2 separate regions of the Mus musculus genome follow, and region 2 is linked to region 1. The links are chromatin loops, found by intact Hi-C in ENCODE. Cell type or tissue: left cerebral cortex. All regions are shown on one strand. Each heading gives the region's core, and the rest is flanking DNA. Links, peaks and the distances in the headings are about the cores only.

Region 1 (8,603 bases), core at 341-8,340:
TTTTGACTCCTAAGCCCAGATTTCTTTTGAATTCTACCATGGTATCCCAGTCCTCAGTCAGATGTTATTTATGGAGAATTGACTCCAACGTGTCTACATGCAATAGCGGTTGACTAGCAATGGTAACTGGGTAGAAGGTGCTTTTGTTACTGGGTGAAGGGCAAGACATCCTGTGGAAATGCACATCGAAGAAAGATCAATAACAGCCTTTATAAATGTCATTTAAAATGCCATTCAAAACAACCATAAAGGTTAATGGCATTTTGTTTTGATTGTTTCAAAATATATTATCAGATTAAATAGAAGCTACGATGACTTGCTTCCCATGAAAGGACAGAATAATTAGCCACAGTTATTTAAGCACCGGTAAATATATGAAAAACCAAAACAACACACCCTATTAATCAAACCACAATGCCTGTCAGGTTGTGTGCTAAAACTTCTATCTACACAACACAAGGAAGCAGGCCTTTTCACACAGGTAAGCACTCAGTAAAGTCAAGAGTTAACATTGAACAGTTACCAGGGGTCAGGAAAGGCATTTTTTATGCAGTCAGGGACAGTCTTAAGTGTTCTAAAGAGTTACAGACAAACTCAGAAGACAAGTTCAGATATGCCAGGTCATTTTAAGATGAGAACTTAAAACTGTTCTTGGGTGGTGGTGTCTCTTTGGTTACCATAGCAAAGTTGGAAGAGCTTAAACACTACGTGTTACAAATTGCTTAAGAATGACTCAACCCTGACTCTCTTGCCTATGGTGAAACTCGTCTGAAACACTTGAGTCAATTTGGAAATCTATGCTTAAAGACCAGACACTGCAGTATGGTCAGGACTTATTAAAAAGAGACAATCTGTAATATCTTGTTTAAAATAAGCAGAAAGCCCCCGCGCTTCACCTGGGCAGCACAGTAGACCTAGCCTGGTGGCTTGGGTACAGGAAAGCTGATGGGTTCAGCAACTCCAACCCAGGCCCAGATCCAGGGCTTTGAATATGCTCACCCCAACATCTGCCCCATCTGTGAAATGCTGGAGTGTGTGAAGGGGCCAGTCCTGCAGATCCAAAGCTGCAGAGTTTCCACGACACAGACCGACAACAGGATATCTGAGAGAAACCCCAGTGAGATTCCAGTATTGATAGTATAGCAGAAGCCAGAGGCCTCAAACCAGACTCATTGCAATGAACATTTGGAAGTAAAGAGGTTTGGCCAAAGGAATACCCGTGTGACACATTGTGACACACTGCAGCTTCCACAGTGAGATTTTTGTTGTTGTTTGTTTTGTTTTGTTTTGATTTTGAGGTTTTAATTTTTTTATTTTTATTTCTATTTTTTGAGGGGAGGTTGCAAGGATGGAGAAGATACCCCAGGACTTGAGATATAGATGCTGTAAAGGGGTGACGAGATGAGTGGGATTGGGGGTGCATGGTGTATAATTCATATACAATAAGAAGTTAAAAACAAAAAAAATTGTTAAAAATGTCCCAAATGTGAAGGCCAACAGGACACCTGAGCGACTGGGATTCCATCAGTGGAAATTACATATATATATATATATATATATATATATATATATATATATATATATACATATTTATATATATATGCAAAACATCACTTTCTCAAATCCTATTTGTATCCAAGATTGTTCTATTTAGAGATGAACAGTGTACGTGCAGCCTCCCTGAAGTAGTTCACAATCAATGAGCATCCAGGGAGGGTATGAAGCATCTCTCATGGACCACTGTGTAGAAGCTGATGCTGAGTCTGCATCTTCCTTTGAATTTCCTGGACCCCAAGACATTTCCCCCTTCTCCTTCCTCACTGAACCCACTGCTCTTGAGTTCCCACTGCTGTTTGGAGGACAGGAAAAGCAGAGATCACTGTCATGTCTTTTAATATCCAAGATGATGGCTTTTGTGGAGAAAGAGGACACCTCTGGTATTGCCTAAGTACCAGCAATTGTTCTACACTCTCTCTTAGTGAGCCTTTTGCTACTGTGAACTGTAATGATGTGGTTGTCAAATTCATGCCGTACCAGGCATAAAAAAACAAACAAACAAAAAAAAAAACAAAACAAAACCAAAAACCCTGTAAGATCTGCTTCTGAGAACTGACCTAGAATGATTTTTTAATGAGAAAAAGAATATTAATCTATCAATACCAGGTAATTAGAATTTAAAAAAAATGTTCTACATGGTTCACATTTAGTAAAAGAAACACACAAATCTAGATTTAAAACTTCCATTTTCAACTTCCAGGGAATTGCTTAGTGTTGGATTTTGTAGTAAGGGAGCTCAGTCAGGGTTCTATCCCCCCCTCCCCCCAGCCTGGGAAGATCGCTCTGTTGCTTCACTGGTCAGTTGCCTCTTCTAGCATTTGCTTATTGCTTCCACAGTAGTTAGTAGTCCTCAGCCTTCCTAAGCCTGTGACCTTTTAGTACAGTTCCTCAGGTTGTGCTTAAGCCCCAGCCATAGGAGTATTTTCATTGCTCCTACAAATGGTAAAGTAATTACCTGTTTTCAGATGGCCTTGAGACCCCAGTGAAAGGGCCGCAACACACAGGTTGAGAACCAGTGTTGTAGACTCTTGAAAAGAGATGTGTGTATGAGGCATTTTCTTTTATTGCTAATGGATGAAGGCGGGCCCAGCCCACTGTGGGCGGTATCATTCCTAGGCAAATGTGCCTGAGTTGTGTAAGAAAGGCAAAAGGAACAAGATGGTAGAAACATTTCTCCAAAGTCTGTTTCAGTTTCTGGCTCTAGGATCCTTTCTGAGTTTCCCTCAATAAGGGATTCTAATCTGTAAGCCAAATGCCCTCTGAAACTGTTTATGGTAATGGTGTTTATCATAGCAACAGAAGCAAACATGGGCATCAACTAACAACAAACATGTCCAGGTATCTTGAGCACCTCTTAGACAAGGAGGCCACAATCTTATACTGCAAGGGCAAACTAACTACTGAGGGGAGATCCAGGCCTGGTGGATCTACACCATCCCCACATTTCATTTGTTCCATGATAGATACATGTAATTATTCTTAGTGAATGACACTTAGTGTCACCCTCATTCTGTCTCAGTCAGAGGCATTGGGACAGCCAGCCGGAGGACTTGGGAAGAGTCTATTCTGCTTTAGCCTCACTTTGCCAATGGGGGGGGGGGGCATTAAACATTATAGTCAAAATGGACTGGAAAATATCTCTACTATTTAAGGCAAACCAAGGCAAAGATAAGAGTAAAGTGGTGTATTTCACCAGGGCATTGTATGCTGAATTGGATGACAACTTTCACACCGTTCTGTGTGTTCAAACTCCAAACGGTGCTTTTCACCATCGGAGGAGCCAGAATGCAGATGGGATTCAGTGTGCTTGTTGAGTAAGTACTTAGGGATCTATTCCATGAGTGTGCCTCTATGTATGAGTGTGTCTCTATGTATGTGTGTATGTGTGTGTGTGTGTGTGTGCTTCTCACACACAGAGCAGCAGTACTCAACAGTAACTGAAAACAAACAAACAAAACACCAAACCAAACACCCTGATCATGGGTCAGAAAAACTAAGATTACTAAGACACAAACATTCAGAGTGGGGGCAAGGACAATGCGCAGGATGTGTGCTCAGCACGCACAAAACTCTGAATTTGACCAAGAAACAACATAAAACAGGTCCAGGGTATACTGGTGAAACCCCAGCACTTGGAGAAAGAGACAACGACGATCAGAAGTGCAAGGTCATCTTTGTCTATGTAGCGATTCTGAGGCCATCCTAAGATACATGGGACCCTATCTCAAAACAAAACAACCAACCCAGATTCAAACTGAAGAAAAAACCCACGCATACAAAGTCTGCTAATAATCTAGAATCCAGACCCAAAAATACTTAGGAAATTTTATAAGATCCTATTTATAGCTAGGCATAATGGGGCACACCACTTGAAAGCTTAACATTTGGAAGGCTGACACAGAACTGAGAGTTTGAGGTAGACTAGTCTGGGCTACCTAGTGAGACACCGTCTCAAAAAAAAAAAAAATCCTCCCAAAACAACTAAAAATGCAACACTTGACTCCTTTTAAAGTTTAACTAAAAAAATAACAGACTCCTGCATGACTTAAGAATTACCAAAAAGTCCTGGTTTCAGTCTTTATGAAACCCACTCTTTATCTGCAAAGACAAATCCAATCTGTCTGCCCTAGCTGCAGCTGCCTTTACTTTTGTCAGGAATATTTTTACTCTTGGAGACAGTGCCCCCTGCTGTACATGACACTCAACTGCAGAAGGATTTTCCCACTCACAAAAAGGACATAGAAAGACAATTATTAAAGTGAAAGAGACTTTATTTTCAATAACATAAGTCATTCCATTTAATATTTATAGTGCATAGTTATGTATGAATGCATACAAGGGAAAACATTAAAAACACCCAAGGATGGGAGTGCACAGGCAAAGAAAATAGCCTTTGTGTCTACAGCAAGCTCAGAGGTAGCACAAGAGAGGATCCATCTGGTAACACCATAAATCATGCAAAATTGAGTCAAGGCATGGCAGAGAGGTGATATTAGCACAAGTTACAATTCCCTGGGTACCAAAACCTATACATATTCTTTGGGTTTCAAAAAAAAATAACTAAATGAATGGCCTACTTTTATGTTCTGGGCAAAAAATAATAATCTCTAAGAGCAAAGTGCACATATTGTTCCAGCCACACACATAGAAAATATGCAAGGCCACAGATGGCGGTCACTAGATGCAAAAGCGAACATGGGGAGGTGAGGTAAACAGAGAGAGAGATGCAGTGAGAGAGGCCCCTCTGCCTCACCAGGGGATGCAAAGGCTTAGGCAAAGGAACGCCCATCGTGGACCACGCTGTCTGCCAGAAGGATTCACCGAGCTGATGTCACCTTGTCATCCATCGATGAGGCAGGCTATGTGCACAGCGTCATGTCAGGCAACATGCAACTTCCTTTACATTTCCCATGTGAAATAAGCATAGAAGTTAAAATGGTCATCTCTCCCAGGACACTAATTTTAAGTGATTTCATATCTATCACTTAATATAAATTTGGCACTAGGAGTATGCAGTTATAAGGACTGATTAAATTCAAGCTTCCAATTCAAAGATTTAATTAATGTATAGAAATAAAAGCTACAATTCTTTACTGTTTTTTTTTAAATCATGAAAAGTCATTTAAAATTAAGACAGACAAAATTCATAAGGTTAAAAAGAAAAAAATATTAGACAAAATATTCTGGTTTATTATGTAGGGTTTTTTTCCTTTTATTTTTTTTTTCAAACTGCAGTTTATCATGAAATGCAGGCCACTGTGGACAGCTATGGCTCCATACGGCTTGGTACACTCCTCTTAGGACATCATCCTCTTACACTCCACGGAACAGAAAACCATCCCTTCTACGGGCATGAACTTCTGCCCGATAAGACACTTGCTGCAGCAAGAGCACAGGAAACACTCTGTGGATGCGTGCCAGCTGAAGTTGTTGTACGTTACTCGCTGCACTTCCGGGTCGATGGCATTGTGGCATCCTTGACACACCTGCTCAGGAATAAAGCAGAGAGAAGAGGGTTAGAGACGGGCCATACCAGCTGCACCTGCACCTGAGGGCAGGCTGAACCTGAGTCTGTAGATGGTTAAGTTTTAAGAGGCTATAAAAGATGTACAGGTGACAGTGACATCTTTGTGAAGCATTGTAGCCATCAGGGACCTACGTGTGTTGAGAAATAGCCGGTAGCAGGAAGTCCATCTACAGGTGGACTACCTTAGATGTCCCTGAGGTGTTGTAAATTGTAAGTTCTGATGGCAAATTCCAAAACACTGCATTTTTTCCCAGTCAAATTGTAGTAGATTTCACCAAAATAACTAGCAGGAAAGTCTGTAAGATTATTTTCCCTCACTCATTAACGCTTTGGAGTGGTAACATCCTATCTACGACATGGACGCATCACGCTTACGACACTGATGCACATGGTTATTGACGCCCACTAAACTAAAATCCTGCTCAAAATAATTAAGGATTCGATGAAAACTACAAACAGTACTTAAGAAAGAATGACACGTTCACGTCATAGATACGACTTGCAATTAATTAGCTTCTGCTCTGCCATAAGTTTAGTCATTGCTTATCTCTGATCTCTGCCATGAACTTTCCCTCCCTGCAGCACTCTTTGTCTTGTTTTGTCTTGGAAAAGATATTAGTCTGGACCTTAGTTCCTCATACTCTTCCCTGCAACTCCCACGTGCTGTGATGCTGGGTGATTTGGGTAGCGCTGGGGATCAAATCCAGGGCATCATGGATGCTAGGCGAGTACTGTGCTAACGGAGGTATATTCCTAGTCAGTATCCTGTGTATGTTATACTCCAATATACAAGTGAGGTAAACATGCGCATAATACTCTCCATAACTGAGCATACACATAAAGAGAACAAGAAACAAGCCTTTGTGTTATAGCAGAAAACTACCTCGTGGAACGCTCCAAAGCACCAGAGTCATTTGCTTATATGTGATCCGAATAAAAATGTGAAACATCTAAACTCTTTGTTTTCCAAGAACTGAGGGCATACCATACGGCACTGATCTTGTCTCTTGGTTGGAAGTTACTGCAATGAGGACGGCCACTGTTGGGCATTGAGATGATCCATAGTACACAGCCCCTCCAGACCCGAAGTATACTTTTTGTATACTTTACAGCTGCATAGCTTCTTACTACAGAGACTCTATCTACAGGTCAAACAACTACCTCCTGGCTGGGAAATGGACATACTTTCTTTGCATGCTGCAGATAGGAGTCCTGAATGCAGATGATATCCAATGTTAAAGCAGAAAGTTCCCCCTGAATCTACAGCTGCACCAGGCAAAACAGTTGCTCTTCGTGGAATTTCTGTAGTGTAACAGCTCATGTAGAATGTTCTGGTTTTCTGTGCTTCATATTAGCCTTTTAGCACTCTAAAACTGTGTGACAGAGGAGCCATTTCACATGGAATATTCTATTTCCTTATGATTTACTTCCTTTTTTTCTTTCTGTTTGGTCACATTAATTGTGGATCCTTTCATTATTAGATAAGACATAGCTTTTTCATTTTCAGTATACAAAGGAAGACAAAACTATTCAATTATATGTGAAGTTAAGGGGATTCTTTAGGTCAAAGAGCATCAAATGAATATACAAACGGCATGCTGAATTTAGGCTTATGCTTCCATACAGCTTAGCTTCACAAATGCAGTCGATCACCACGCACCTTAGAATCTTAGATACGATTCCAGGTAGGTAATACTAGCAGATCCTTGCTTCCCCCAAAAGCTCAAAGCTCTATGTGCATGAAGACCCTGCATGGGGACTATACCCATTCACCAGTGTGCCTGGCGTGCATTTCCTGTGATGCAATTCTCACGCAGTTCAAAGAGCTATGTCCTTCCATCCCACCTAATGATGTGTCACCATGGGTTCTCTGGCTGGGGAACCCTGGAAGCCCTGCAGATGTGAATCCTGGGTGGCCAGTGAAGTGTGGTGAGCACACGGAAACAAACCAGCTATCTTCCCATCTCACCCCTCCTTCTGGGTAATTTTTACCTCAGAAATGCCCTGTTTAGACTGAGGACATTTCTTCAGGTCTAAAAATGTTTTCTCTTCCACTTCTTTTTTAAATATCAAAGTCTGTGCACAGATAAATACAGTGAGCTAAATAAGCTCCAAAGATGTGCAGCTCGCTGTTCCTGCCCGGGTGAGAGAAAGACAGCTCGCTTTAATATCAGGCAAAGCCAATGGTTTCCTTTACTGATCACATGATTGAAATGATTACATATTCTTTTTCAAAACTGTTTATTCTAAAAATAGAGTTACTTCTGTCCACTGATTTGACACCACAATACGGCGAGGAGGTTACAAACACTGAATAAAACAGTTTCATTTGTTTATACCTTGACTAAGGAAATATTTATGGGTACCTGGGATTCTGTTTTATGTTGGGAGGAGAGGAAAAAAATATCTTGGTCCTCATGGATTTATATTTCCTTCTTAAAATGAAGATCATAAATGCTACAAAAACTGAGCACTAAGATAGCCTTCTTCTGTAGGTAAGTTACCAGCATTTAGGGTTATATACTATTCCTACATATAGCTATTTACTATCATGTTCCTCAGAGGAGGGAAGTCTAAAATGAACCACAAACAAATGAGAAATAAGAGCAAAACAAGTGAGTTGTTCCCGAATTTCCCAAGTGTAGATCCTGAAGATAGAGGGAAAGGCTGCTGCCACACACATACACACAAGCACACACACAAGCACACACACAAGCACACACACACACACACACACACACAACAAGGAGAGGCCAGCCAGAGAGAACAGGATGAGGTTAAGGGAGTCAGCAAAGCTTTTGTGAAAAGCGAGTCTGGAGCGACAGCACATGGGTCCTTCTATAAAACAAGGCACAGGTGACAGTGAGCAAAAGGTAATCAAGGCAGGAGCTAAACCCAGAAGGTAACATGCCTCGGAGATGTGCCATCTGAGTTAGGGAGCTGCAGCGGGTGACAGGTAAGTCAGCGAAGGCTTAGGATCATGACCACATTTTGGTCCTCCTCTGCCATGGTCATGACT
Region 2 (8,603 bases), core at 201-8,200, 110 kb before region 1:
TCTCCTTGAAGTGTTTTGTTTGTTGATTTAAAAACCCAAGAAGATAAGATTAACTGCTTTTCTAGTAGAAGGCACTGGAATTGTTCTCTCTTCAGAGAGAACACAAACAATAGAACCTCTTTCAAAAGACAAATGCTAAAACAGACACTTGGAAATACTTTGGTGACATGTTTTCTAAGCCTCTAGTACAAAGAAAAGCCATCTTGTTGTTGTGAATATTAACAGTAATGAGCCTGTCTTGCATATGGTAGATAGTTACTAAATATGAGGCCTATATGGCCAGATCCCTATGCAAGCAAAAGCCTAGGATTTGGCTGTTGACACAGGTTCTTCTTTGTGGAGACTTCTAGAAGGGACCTGAGTTGTGTTGCTGGGATGAATATGTTTTTTAACCCAAGTCACAGCAAGGATAATGTTTCCTTTCCATGACTCCACCCTACTCCACTTTCTAACTGAAATCCCCCTTAGGTCAATTGATCATCCTACTTACAACTAATTAATGCATAAAACACAATGTTCCCTACAACTAATCACTACCAGGCAGAACTTTACTGAGATGCCCTGGGAGGGCTGAGCTTGGAAGCCATCACCTCTGTCTTTCTTGGACCTCTTAAGCTTTGCTCTGCAGGCCTCATCCAATGTGGTCCAGTAAGTGTGGAGAGTAAACTTGCCAGTGTGCCAAGGTAGCAGGTCCATATTAGTTACTTCATTTTCATCTGCCATCTACTCTGTAGGGTTTTTTTATGGGGGAGTTTGAGGGTTTTTTTCCCTGTCTTTGTTTGTGAGACTGGATCTGGTTATGTAGTGCTATCTGGTCTTGAACTCACTACTTAACCCACCTGAACTTCTGAGTGTGGGATTGTTGTATGTGGCAGCATTCTTGGCTCAACCTGTAGCTTTTGATTTAGCCTTGAAAAACATCTATGTCTGCCTTAATGACAGCCTGTATGTAGTGTGAAGTGTGAGCTGTCACCATGTCACCCTCACCTGTGGCTCTCCAGGTGCTTGGGAGGCATCCTCCAACTCCAGGTGACTGGGAAAAAAGCTCTGAATTGGGTGTGAGGATCCTGGTGCCCAAACCCTTCTCTGCTACTCATTGGCTGTGAACCAACCCTAGGGTGTTATTCTGCTTCTGTGGTTTGTATTTCCTCATGTGTCAAACGAGACATGATGCATCTTAAATGCTCTTCTGGGGTCAATGCACTCAGTGCATAAAGTAGCCATTGGAAGGAAGAGCAGTAACTGGAAAACACTGACATAGAGTTTGGGAAACACTTGTGTTAACATTCGCACAAACACCATGAAAGCTGTAGCAAGAAGGTGGCCTGCTGCTGAATGCTGTTGGTTGCTTCCTTGTTCTTGAGTTTTCTCTTAAATAACAAAGTTGTGCCTTTAAACCTTGCCTCATACATTCTATGGCTTTTCAGACAAGGATTTAAGAGCTTGATTTAATTAACAAACCATTTCAAATTGATGAGAACGCAGCCTCGGTATAAATGAGAAGAAATGAATGCTCCAGTTTATTTTGTTCCAGACTAAAGACTGAAGTCGGAGGAATACATCGTAAATAAGCAAGCAGAATGGGACCCATTGCAAAAAGCACATCTGTCCGAGATCACCACACAGAAGTGCATTGTGTGGGCTCAGAGGGACTCAGCAGCAGCTGAAGGGGATGCTCTGCCTTTGAGAGAAAGAGATGAATGAAAAGAGAAGCCAACGTGCTGTGAGAAACGTCAAAAGCTGGGTGGGTAGAGTCAGAACCAGAGAATGTCTCTAGGCTAGCGGGCAAACAGTGATTTTAGCTGGATGTTCAAGACTGCGGCCACCATTTGTAGTTACAGGGGGAAAACAACCAACAAACAATAAAGCAACCACTAGAGCTGAAGTTTGGATAGATGGTGATACCGGGAATGCGGAAGAGAATATAGTAAAAGAGTGAACATGATGATTTAAAGGAAAACTCCGTGTTTTCACTCATTTTTTTTCTCATCTATAACTAGTTATATTAGAGCAAGCAGGGTGACTGAACCACCTAAACACTCAATACCATCTATACAGAACATTTCATGCCCCAAAGCCCAGAGCATGCCCAAATGGCGTGGAACACGGAAGAGATCCCCAGCTTGTTTCTCTGATGAGGATGTGTGCTCTAGAGTCAGGACAGGTACTCTGTGACCATGAGGGAAGTATTAATGAATCAGATAACACAACATCAAAGCACCACAGGTGCCAATGTTATTTTAATACAATAGAAATGATTGCTACTTGCTTAAATCTCCACAAATCTGTTTTACTCTTTTTTTTTTTTTTTTGTAGATGTTAGCCGTAACCCACATCCTAGAGAAGCATACTGTATGCTCTCTAGGTGGGGTCACCCACATTCTACCGTGAAAGGAGCCTTGTTTCCCCTTTGGACTTCTTATTCTGCTTTCCACCAGCAGTAAAACCCAATGCCAGAGCTGGGCAGATGTATATGTGGACTTGCTGATGTCACTTTGCTGTGTTGTCTACTGGGAGGAACAGAGTAAGGCTTCTGTCACATAGAATTTTACCAGAAGTAAGCTGAGATTATGAATTCAATATGTCTTTCATGAATCTCCTTTCATTCTCTTCCACATTGATTGTGTGTGTGTGCTTATGTGAATGTATGTGCATGTATATGTGTGTACATTCATGTGGTCATTTCTATACTTTATTTACCTCCAGTAGACAGATAGACTTGGGAGGTGGCAATCGAGTTTTGTGACACCTCCAGAGGAAGAAAACTCACCTTGAGGTCAGTAACTGGAAAATGACTTCAAGCTTGCTGCAAACAGTAGTGTTTGCGAAATTTATTTCTGGTGCAGAAATAATTTCAGAGCTGCTCAAACTCCCTGAGAGATTCATAAAGAGTGTTGAAAATGTTTTCACAGACTACCTACCACTCTGGGTGAGAAAGTAAGAAGTGTTAAGTTATAGATGTGTTCCTTTTCGCTCATTCTTACCCTGAGTTTTATGAATCATGAAATAACTGGTCATGTCAATAAAATCTGTGGACCTGCATATTTTAATCAGCTCATTACAGTAACTTGTGTCCTCTAAATAGCCCATGACATCTTATTATGTACCTTGTGTATGCATAATATAATTTGATTTAAAATAGAAAATAACTGTAAGAAATTTTAACCAGAAGAATGAGAGAGAGAGATGTGTACATGACGAATACGTCAAACTCCCTCACTGTCATAACCATTTATTCTCTGTAGCACATAATATTGTATTGTGTACCTTAAATGTACACAATACCATTCACTCACACCCGTGTATTTTTTGGCACCTAGAACTGAATACAAGACCCCGTGCACGCTCACGAGGCTCTCTACTACTGAGATATATTGTAAGCAACAATTTATCTTCTGAAAGCAGCACACTACACAAAAAAGCCTTCCAATTATAAAACAGAGAAAGAAAAGGAGAAAAGCAAAGTATATACATGTGAAAGCTTACAAGTGGCTGTACATCGAGAGAATGAATGGAAAACGTATCCAGCAGAGTCCCCATATCTAAGAGACACCCTGAAAATAGTAATGGAAGACAGAAATGACAAGCTTCAGGGACATCCATCTCTTGTAGTGTCACCACAAACTCATCACGGAGGTTAGAAAACTTTTGTCCCAGTCTTCTGAGTTTTGCTCAATAAAATTATGACAGAGGCTTCTCCAGGGCATAGACCAGAAATTTAACTATCAAGAACTAATGATGACGGATCTTAATATTGCTATGAATGACTCTGAGACAAAATACTCTAGAATTACATTAATACAAAGCAGGCGGCTTATTTTGCTTATCTCTCAAAGCTACTTAAGCAGGAGCTTCCCTAGTCACAAGAGTAATAACACCTTACTAATTATTAATTTGCAATTACCTAACACATGCATTCCAGAGTGCTGAAATAATCACCAAGGAAATTGAAGCCTCTGTGAAGATTGTTGTAATTATTTATAAATCATTTGCTAATCATCTATACCCTTTAATGTCAAAATTAAATGGAGTCCCACGCCCGCCAGGGGTTGAGGCTGGGCGCTCCTCACTCACTCACTGTTATATGCAGTGATTATTGGCTCGTCCTGGCTACAGTTGACTGGGAGGTAGAAGGGGAGAATCTAAAGAAAGCCAGCCCAGCCTGAAGTGCTCAGCAGTGGACAAAGAAGGGATGCGTGGGTCTTGGTTAACTTTCTAAGCAGTGCTCCTGACTCAGACCCAACTGCTGGTTTTCCATTGATTCCCTAGTGCCTGACAAAGGCCTGGCCATCAGGAAACTCCTGTGTTTATTCTTCAGTTTTCCTTTTCATACTTTCCAGTCATCATCTGCATTAGTATCTCCCAACAGGCCTCCTTAACTGACCCCCTTGTTTTATTTTTTGTTCTATTAAACTGGAATGAGTAACTCTTTCCCATCAGAACAGCTTTAAAGGCACTGAAAACTCGCAAAAATGATCATTTTAGTGGAATGTATACTCCTCATATGTTCCCATTAGATGAGGTCCTGCCAATCATACATTTTCTTAATCTTTTTTTTTATTAATTTCCCTACATTTTAATGCTCATGAAACATTGGTATAAATGTGTCTATCATCAAATGTTATATGAACATATTAGTATCATTAGAATTACTTCTGGTTCAAATGTATAGAAATTGTTCCCCAGTGATAATAGTCTAGCTTCTTGTGTGATAGTTCATCTCTCCTTTTAAATATGAGCTTCGATTTCAGCTCAACAATGTTTGTTCTTAAGAATTTGCTTCAGTGGAATGTGGCTTGAACCAAGTACTTTGTCCTTATGGTCTTTAAAACAAATAACCACCCCCCCCCCCCCCCCGCCGAAACACAGACTTATTCACTGAGCCTTTCTACTCAGATCCAAAGCAGCGGCGTGGCCACACCCTGCCCCTTAACATTTTTGACACGTCTCATATGACTGCAGGCACATAGTTTCTGGGACTTCCCTCCAATCTGTGTAAGGATAATCCTGAGGCAGTTCTTTGAGGAGTAATTGTTATTCTTCCTTCACAGATGGCTGCAAGAATCTTGGATGCCAGAAAAAAAAAATGTTGGAGGAAGAATTAGACTGTTGGTTCTAATGAAATCTATCTGAGGAAACCCGAGGCATCTCAAGTATCCAGAAGGGATCGCTCTGAGTCACCAGTGTCTCAGCAGAACTGTGACTCACTGCAGCTTAAGGAAGGAATGACCATAACCTGGACATATTTGAACAATTTTCAAAACTATATGTGTGTGTGTGTGTGTGTGTGTGTGTGTGTGTGTGTGTGTGTGTGTGTGTGTGTTCAACCTTATTCTAGTTGTAATTGCTATGGGAATTTACTTTAGTATTTTAGGTTGATAGCTATAAGATTCTGGGAGAGATCAATTATGATAAAACAGACTTATTTGCTTTAAGGAATTAATTGGTTTTCTTGGTTAGAATTTGTTGTCTTTTGTCCTTACTTATCCATAGGAGGAATAAGCTTTCCTACTGTGGGAAAGACTGAGTTTCTATCCAAGATGGGCCTTTTAAGTCTTTGGTAATAGCTAACTAATGGCAAGGAAGATCCCTTGAAGATGCTGCTCATGACCTCTTGACTCTAGGCATCTTCCACAATCTCTTGTGAGATACTAATTCATTTGGATTATAACCATAAAAACAGGCATATGTTTTTAAATCATACAATACTTAAATTATATAATGCCATACCTCATAGGAGAAATAAAGTAATTTAATCTTAAAGGACTATTTGGTATTAATGTACTACATTTCTTCAACTGGAATATCATGTTCCCTACAGTCCCAGATATTAAAGGCTTGGTCCTTGATATGGCATCATTGATACATAGAAGACCTTGCAAAAAGTGGAACTAGTGGAAAGTGTATGATTCACTGGGGGAGTACCTTTAACAGGAATAGTGGGCTATTTCTCCTTCTGTTACAGGTTGTGAACCAAAGGAGTTTTGCTCTGCTTCATGCAAACACTGCACTGTACTTCCTCACTGTTGACCCAAGAGCATTGAGGCCAACAAATCATGAACCAAGACCTCCAAACCTGAGCCAGAACAATCCAACCTCTTCTCCTTACACATTCCTTATCTCAAATATTTGTTGTAACAATCGAAAGACAACTGCTACATAGGAGTTCTGGAAGAGTTAACCATCACTAGTGTATTCGTTAGACACACATGTACACACATGCATCTTCACACATACACGTATTCATGCACACACAAACATGCATCTGCAGAATACACATACACATGCATACACACACAGATGCATGCACACTCACATGCATCCGTGCACACACACACACAGGTACACACACATGCACATGCATGCACACAGACAGAGACACATATGTACATTACTAGCCACAGGAAAATGCTTCCTTGGGGTTTTAATCATTTAATGGCCTTGAAAGTCTGTTTGAAATAGTTCTTGGCTATTTATTGCGGGTGTCTCCAAACAACTACTGTGTCCCCCATGGTCGTTAATATTCTTCCCCAAAGCTGCATCTGTCAGAAATGGTGAAATGTGATCCAGCATAAATAGGATGAGGTATTTCCATTGGTTCTTGTGGTCTACCACAGCTCGCTTAAGCTCCCAAGGGGAGACAGAGGTCCTGTTCATCACACATGGAAACTTTCTAGACTGTAAGTGTCAAACCAGGAGCAGAGATGCCTGCGGGTTTCAAAGGAAAACTAAATAAACAGCTGATTCTTTTATCTTCTTTTCTTTTCTAGCACACATTCATTCTACCATATCCTCATTTAAATTTCACTCTCTCACCTTTGTTTGAACTAAAGCTTGTGCTCACTTTGAGCCAATAAAAACTACAAGAAGGAAACATCTGCACGGCTGTGTAACCAATCCTACAATTATCAGCAACGTGACAATCTTATTAAAGATCACACAGGACATTTGCAGAATTTGTTTTCAAGACACAATGAGTAATGCACTACCACTAGTTTACATATATATATGAACATAATAAAGTTGAACCTAATTTATATTTATGTTAACTTATATTTTACATTTTAAATATATATTATTCCATGACATTTGATCTAGGAAACAAATAAAAAATATAGACATGCCATCTAGATTTAATTTAAAACAATTGATAACTAATAGAATTGACCCAGGGTCCCAGCAAATGCCTTACACAAATTATTGCATTAGAAAATACTGTTGAGTCCTAAGTGTGAGCTGCTCAGGAAACTCCTATTACCTTCCTTGTGAATAGGAATTTTCAATGATATACAAGGTTTCTGGAAAAGTAATTCCAGAAACAAAGTTTTCATGTTTTGAAGAGAAATTCTATTTCTAAGAATACAATTTAAGTAAAGAATTAGATCTTTGCACAATGATTCAGCTACAAAAAGTTCTTAGGAATTGTGATTAAATAAATTGCCCCAATGGATGTTCTTAGTCAGTGTACAGAGACTGAAACACCTTTCACTTGGTGACTTGTAGGCATTCTCTCGTGGTCTTCTGGGGGCTGGAGAGATGTCTCAGCAGTTAAGAGCACTAGCTACTCTTTCAGAGGACTGAGGTTCAGTTCTCAGTACTGAGGTGATGGAAAAGGACTGTCTGTAATGCCAGTCCAGGGGTTCTGATATCCTCTTCTGGCTTTCTTGGGTACTGGGCACACGTGTTATACAGACCTATGAGCATAAAAATACCCATAAATATAAAATAAAAACAAATCATTAAAAAAAAAAGTTCTGACCAATGTGAAAGAAGTCAGGCAGAGGCGTGGGTTTTTGTTGAGCCTCTAAGTACAGAGATTATATCTGCTCGTGTTTCCTTAGTCAGACAACCATAGGCCCCATAACAGCTGGGAAATGCACTTCATCTTTGTTCTTAGGCAACAGAAGAGACAGAGTTTGGTGAGCACCTCACAGTCTGTCTATCAAACTATGATCATTAATATATTTCAAACTAACTTTCAATAAATCTGCCCAGCAGAAGACTGGGGAGTTATGAAGCCAAACAAGCAAACAAACAAAAGGATAGTTGAATAAATAAAAAGATGTTCTGGGCACACTGAGGGAAAGCTGTCATTGAAAGCCATGGTCTGGGCCCACATTTCTAGTTGCTAAATGACCATGACTTATGAAAACATAAAATGCTGTCATCTCTCAGCTGTCACACTTCCTGGTTTCCCAAACTTCCCTTGGTATTTTCCCTCTTGTTTGCTTAATAAGGGAAGCATGACATGAAGAAAAAGTTATGCTATGGAATAGGATAGGTTCCATTTATCAGCCAGATTAATTTTCTTTTATTTTAAAAAAATGTGGGATTGCCCTACTTTTTATTTTACTAAATAGATCAGTTGAAATAACTTATGAAACAGACTCTGAAGCATATGTGATGTAGAGAATGGGCTCTAACAAGCACAAATGGTACAGGGACACCAATTGTTTTTTTAATGGCATCGCATAGCACGATAGATTATTCCAATGGGCATTACTTTGCTGGAAGCAGACTCAGCTGGGTTCCAGTTTATACCAGTGCTTCTCAGCCTACAACACTTCACTGTTTCTTCTGGGTTTCTTGTAAAATCCTGCATC

What was found. A loop is a pair of places that touch in the nucleus more often than their neighbours do. Peaks named below come from ENCODE experiments on the same cell type or tissue, not always from the same donor. Only the 100,000 strongest peaks of a DNase experiment are listed, where the experiment ranks them.
Region 2: it touches region 1 in a loop (8-fold over the local background); 6 of 42 quality-filtered maps call a loop at or near these places.

What each region holds. Positions count from the first base shown.
Region 1 is chr6:17,101,533-17,110,135 of GRCm38, reverse strand. It overlaps Tes (testis derived transcript), which reads right to left. Exons shown (of 7, transcript NM_207176.3): 7 at 4,311-5,543. The coding sequence ends at 5,355. The region is part of intron 1 of Gm4876 (predicted gene 4876); the gene reads left to right. Among named protein-coding and RNA genes, the nearest start is that of Gm15473, 40 kb to the right of the region's middle. In left cerebral cortex, for the core only: a CTCF peak has its summit at 4,248 (motif pointing left); a DNase peak (open chromatin) is centred at 4,238.
Region 2 is chr6:17,208,005-17,216,607 of GRCm38, reverse strand. No RefSeq gene overlaps it. Among named protein-coding and RNA genes, the nearest start is that of Gm52892, 13 kb to the right of the region's middle. In left cerebral cortex, for the core only: no CTCF peak of the experiment used is centred there; DNase peaks (open chromatin) are centred at 1,641 and 5,112.